Regions from separate parts of the Homo sapiens genome. Here region 2 is linked to region 1. A link is a loop called in an ENCODE intact Hi-C map of the cell type or tissue named here. Cell type or tissue: prostate gland. All regions are shown on one strand.

Region 1 (2,500 bases):
GAAAGTGTGGCGCCAGGAAATCACAGAAAAGCCTAGTTTCCTCCTTTCTGGTTTCCCAGTTTTTCACTTAAGTCCCAAATTGGAATTGGCAGACTTTTTCTGTAAAGGGCTAGATAGGGGCTGAAACGAAACTTTGCTACAAGTAACAGCAAGATAAACACTACAAGTCAAAGAGAATTAAATGAGAAGTGCTTATCAGTGTCAGAATGCTTTGTTACTCAGGGATTGTGTAGTCTTGGCTGGCTGATTGAAATTGCAACTGGGTAAAATTCCTAAGCGCTGGCATTGCCTGATAGCACAGCCCCCCACTTCTTGGGTTCGGGACACCTGACTGTCACTCAGCTTCCCACTTTGACTTTAACTCTAGACTTCAGATTCTCCAAACATGAAACAATTATGGGTTATAGGCTGTTGGGGGTGGGGTGCTAGGTATGGGGGACACAGAGATAAATGAGACACAGCCTTTCCTCACAAGAAGCTCAGAGAAGAAGAGAAAGTCAGGCAAAAATTATATAGGGAGTGCTCTGTGTAATAGGGCATATGTAAGGGCCAGTAGTTGCGTGATGGGGTGGTAATCAGTTCTTTTTAGTAGTGGGAGAGTAGGGGATGATGAATGATTCTCAGAGGAGGGCGTAGTTGGGTGAGTCTCAAAGGCCTCTTAGAAGTTAATCGAGTGGGTGGCATGAGAAGAGGGGGATTGGATCCAAGCAGAATGAGAGAGATGCGTGACATGTGCAAAGCGTGGAGGCAGGAGAAAGCGTGTCTCTAAAGGCATCAGCCCTAAGTCACTTTCACCGAGAACTTTAGAATTTTGCTGGGGAAAAGAAACAGAATAGACAAAGCCCAGTGGCTCATGCTTGTAATCCCAGCACTTTGGGAGGCCAAGAGGGGCAGATCATCTGAGGTCAGGAGTTCGAGACCAGCCTGGGCAACATGGTGAAATCTCGTTTCTACTAAAAATACAAAAATTGGCTGGGTGTGGTGGTGGGCACCTATCATCCCAGCTACTCAGGAGGCTGAGGCAGGAGAATCGCTTGAACCCGGGAGGCAGAGGTTGCAGTGAGCCATGATCACACCACTGCACTCCAGCCTGGCGACACAGACTCCATTCAAAAAAGAAGAAAAAATGAAACAATCTTACATTATTCAAAACTAACATAGATAGTGGAAAGGATTGTAGGGGAGAGAAATAACTTGAGATAGGGAAAGATTAATGATGGAGATGGAAAAGGAACTGGTTCTTGAAGATGGGATACAATTTTCTTGGCAGGAAAAGAATGAGTGAATTCTTGGTTGGGGAAAACCACGAGGCATGAAAGAAGGCTGAATATGCTATAGTGTGAAGGTTTGGGTCATGTTTTGGACCAGATAACTTGAAAACCTTCCTGATACAAACATTTAGAAAAGGAGATGAATCGAAACACATCTTGCTGGTAAGGAAGACACAATCTAAGAGTCTCAGAATGAAAAGAGGACGGAGAAGGAAAACGCGGAGCGTGTGAGTTAAGTGATATCCCCCAGGAGAGTTACCACTCGCTGGGTCCTCGGGCCTGAGGCTTTCATGACCCTGTGGGAACAGCAGATGAGAGCTTGGGCGCTCTGAGGTGGGGGGTTGAACCTGAGACCCCTGATGAAGCTGGCTCCATCAAAGGACTGCACCCTTAGGGGAGAGTAGGCAGAGGAAACCTCCACCCACTGATGCAGGAAGACAACATAGAAGGTTGCCCAACTCTGTTTGGCTTTGGAGGTTGGGGGGCAAGGGAAGACTTCCCTTATAACCATGGGACCCAAATCAAATAGCCTGGAAGCATGTGAGCAGGTGATTGAATGTACACTACCATGGAATCAAGGAACTCTGATAATCTACCCATCAAGGGCTTCTGGACCAGGGAGAACCTGGAGGTGCCTGGGAAGCTCCTGCAGGGCCGTGGCACCAACTTATGCTGCAGGGGATTCCCCCGGATAAAGCCCCTCTGAGAAGACGCTCACGACACAACAGCACAAAACACACAAGGAGGCAGTCCACGCAGACCAAGGGACAGTCATGCCACACACTTCAAAAATACCCATATCAGGCCGGGCGTGGTGGCTCATGCCTGTAATCCCAGCACTTTGGGAGGCCGAGGAGGGCGGATCACAAGGTCAGGAGATCGGGACCATCCTGGCTAACACAGTGAAACCTCGTCTCTACTAAAAATACAAAAAAATTAGCTGGGCGTGGTGGTGGGGCCTGTAGTCCCAGCTGCTCGGGAGGCTGAGGCAGGAGAATGGTGTGAACCCGGGAGGCGGAGCTTGCAGTGAGCCAAGATCGCGCCACTGCACTCCAGCCTGGACGACAGAGCGAGACTCCATCTGAAAAACAAGCAAACAAAAAACAAAACCGTATCAGCGTTGTTGAGATAGAATTCACAGCCCATAACATCCACCCTTTTAAAGCATACCATTCAGTGGCTTTTAGTATTTTCAGAGAGTTGTGAAACCATCACCACTATCTAATTTT
Region 2 (2,500 bases), 60 kb before region 1:
GCAATATGAGAGGAGTTCTAGACTCCTGGGAGCCTCAGCTTTTCCCACCTGAAAACCGGGAGAACACGACTTTCCCATTTAGCGACTACCTACCGGTGGTTTAGCATTTAAAGGTGGCACCGAGAGCCAAAGCGTCTGAGTTCCTCGAGTTGCTGGTCTGTGCGTTTGTCAGGATTTGTGTTTCAAATGTCTTAACCTCGCAGGCGAATAAAACCTGCAAATATGAAATGTCAATAAAATGATGAATAGAGCATTTTTGTCTTTAAAAAGTATGAAGCGGGTTCACACAAATAGCATTGAGAGCTAATGTGCAACATGGCCCTGTCACAAAGTAGAAGTGCTTTCACACACATGCCATTTAAATATTTAAGCCGTTTAGCTTCCAGCGTGTTTGTGCACGGTGGGAGGAAGATACAAGTAGGCGGACCTTTTCTCCCTTTTCCAGCCCCTGTTTTGAAGAGCAGTTTTGAAGCCCAACTGCCTAAATATGAAGACAGTTATCTTCATGTTCTCTGTCCTGTGAATGTGCTTAACAGTAAAGTGGTAGTAATGATACTTCCTTCTAGGGGGGGAGTAGCTAATAAAATCCCAGGAGGCATCGTAGTGATGTTGGAAAAGTGCAGGCTTTGGATGCAGAGACAGGCTGGGCTTTAGTTGTGTGTTCCGGGCAAGCCCTTTAATCTCTCAGAGCCTTCATGTCCTCGTTGGTCAGGGCAGGGAATGCGGCTCTTTTTGAGCAAACTTGCAAGGACTCAGCTAATTTGTGTTAAGCACCTGGTATACAGTGGACGCTCAATAACTGGGAGATGTTTTAGTAGATGGCTGAAGGCATGGGCTTGGTACCAGGATGTCTGGGACCACTTGATTCTTGATTCTGTCACTTATCAGCTCTGGGACCCTGATCAAGTGCCTTTCGGCCTTATATTCCTCTTCTGTGAAATGTGGAGAAATGATAGGGTTGTGAGGACTGAATGCATTATGACACCCAAGTGCTTAAAACACTGTCAGCACTTAATGCTGGCCATGGTCTTAGACTCATGCTGCTGACATGCTGAGTGAAGGAATTTAGGGTAAAGATCTTGAAACTTTTTTGGGGGTGTGGAGACAGGACAGTGTGGGATGGACTGAAACAAAGATTCTGTGTCTGAACTAGGAAGGCTGTTTAAACTCTAGCATATACCAAGTTCAAGTAGGCTTCACAGTCTATGGACTTGCTGTCATAAAAAAACATGGCTTGACCTCTTTTAGTGATTTCATGCTGTCTTCAACCCAGCACAATATTTATTTATCTTGAAAATGACTAAATCAGGAAAAAAAATCCAAGGTATAAAGTTCTATGAACTTGCAATTTTACCTTTTATCCCTAATCCGTTCTTTTTTATATTTAGTTTTTGTGATATAGGGTTTGAGAGCATAGGCTTTAGCACCAGAATTCTGGGTTCAAATCTTGGCTCTGCACTTACTGAGGAGTTACTTAACGTTTGTGAGCCTCTATCTCTGTATGGGGATGATGCAATTACTTAGGATTTTGAAAAGTGAAACAATTAATATACTTAAATCTTAGAACAGAACCTGGGAATGTAATGAGCACTCTATTCTCAATCATTATGGTCTTTAAAATTGTATGTAAACTTAATTTGAAAAATGTAAGTCTATGCAAATCTTATGCAAATTTTAATATAGCTGAATATGACTATTAACTTGCATTGCAGTTATTTGTCATTCACCTGTAATTGGAAATATACCAGTAACACCTTAGATTCAAGTTCCTTCACCTCTCACCCTTCACCCCATCTGTAGACAGTGGGTACTCAGTAACCCATAGTGGAATGACTCCTAAAAGCAGTGGTTTTCACCCTTGGGGTGGAAAAAGTCACTTGGGGTGTTCATTAAACATTCAGCTTCCTGAGTTCCACTTCCATTGGTTTAGATCCATTGGGTTTGGGATGGGGCGCAGATGATTCTGATGCAGGTGGTCCATGGAACACATTTTAGTTTTTTTTTTTTTTTTGAGACGGAATCTCGCTGTGTCGCCCAGGCTGGAGTGCAGTGGCAGGCTCTCTGCTCTCTGCAACCTCTGGCTCCTGGGTTCAAGTGATTCTCATGCCTCAGCCTCCCAAGCAGATGGGATTACAGGTGCACTCCACCATGCCTGGCTAATTTTTGTATTTTTAATAGAGACAAAAATACATCACGTTGGCCAGGCTGGTCTCAAACTCCTGAGCTCAAGTGATCCACCTGCCCTGGCCTCCCAAAGTGCTGGGATTACAGGCATAAGCCACTGTGCCTAGCCGCACACTTTGAATAGTAGTATTTTTAAAGGATATTTTGGGAAATTAGTATTTAAAAGAAAATCCCTTGTATAAAAACTGTCTGCTACAGACTTATCTGTTTTGTTAGCTTAAATTTATATGGTGTCTTTAAAGATAGAGTTATATTCCCATTATTATCAAAGCAGTTTTAGATTGACAAAATAGTAAAAGCCACCAGTTATTGAGTA

Evidence for each region. Hi-C counts contacts between places; a loop is a spot of excess contacts. Peaks named below come from ENCODE experiments on the same cell type or tissue, not always from the same donor. Only the 100,000 strongest peaks of a DNase experiment are listed, where the experiment ranks them.
Region 2: it touches region 1 in a loop (2.1-fold over the local background); 2 of 110 quality-filtered maps call a loop at or near these places.

The regions. Positions count from the first base shown.
Region 1 is chr10:7,603,457-7,605,956 of GRCh38, reverse strand. The region is part of intron 7 of ITIH5 (inter-alpha-trypsin inhibitor heavy chain 5); the gene reads left to right. Among named protein-coding and RNA genes, the nearest start is that of ITIH5, 62 kb to the left of the region's middle. In prostate gland, no CTCF peak of the experiment used is centred here; no DNase peak of the experiment used is centred here.
Region 2 is chr10:7,663,911-7,666,410 of GRCh38, reverse strand. All of the region lies in intron 1 of ITIH5 (inter-alpha-trypsin inhibitor heavy chain 5), which reads left to right. Among named protein-coding and RNA genes, the nearest start is that of ITIH5, 1.8 kb to the left of the region's middle. In prostate gland, no CTCF peak of the experiment used is centred here; no DNase peak of the experiment used is centred here; H3K4me3 peaks cover 986 bases.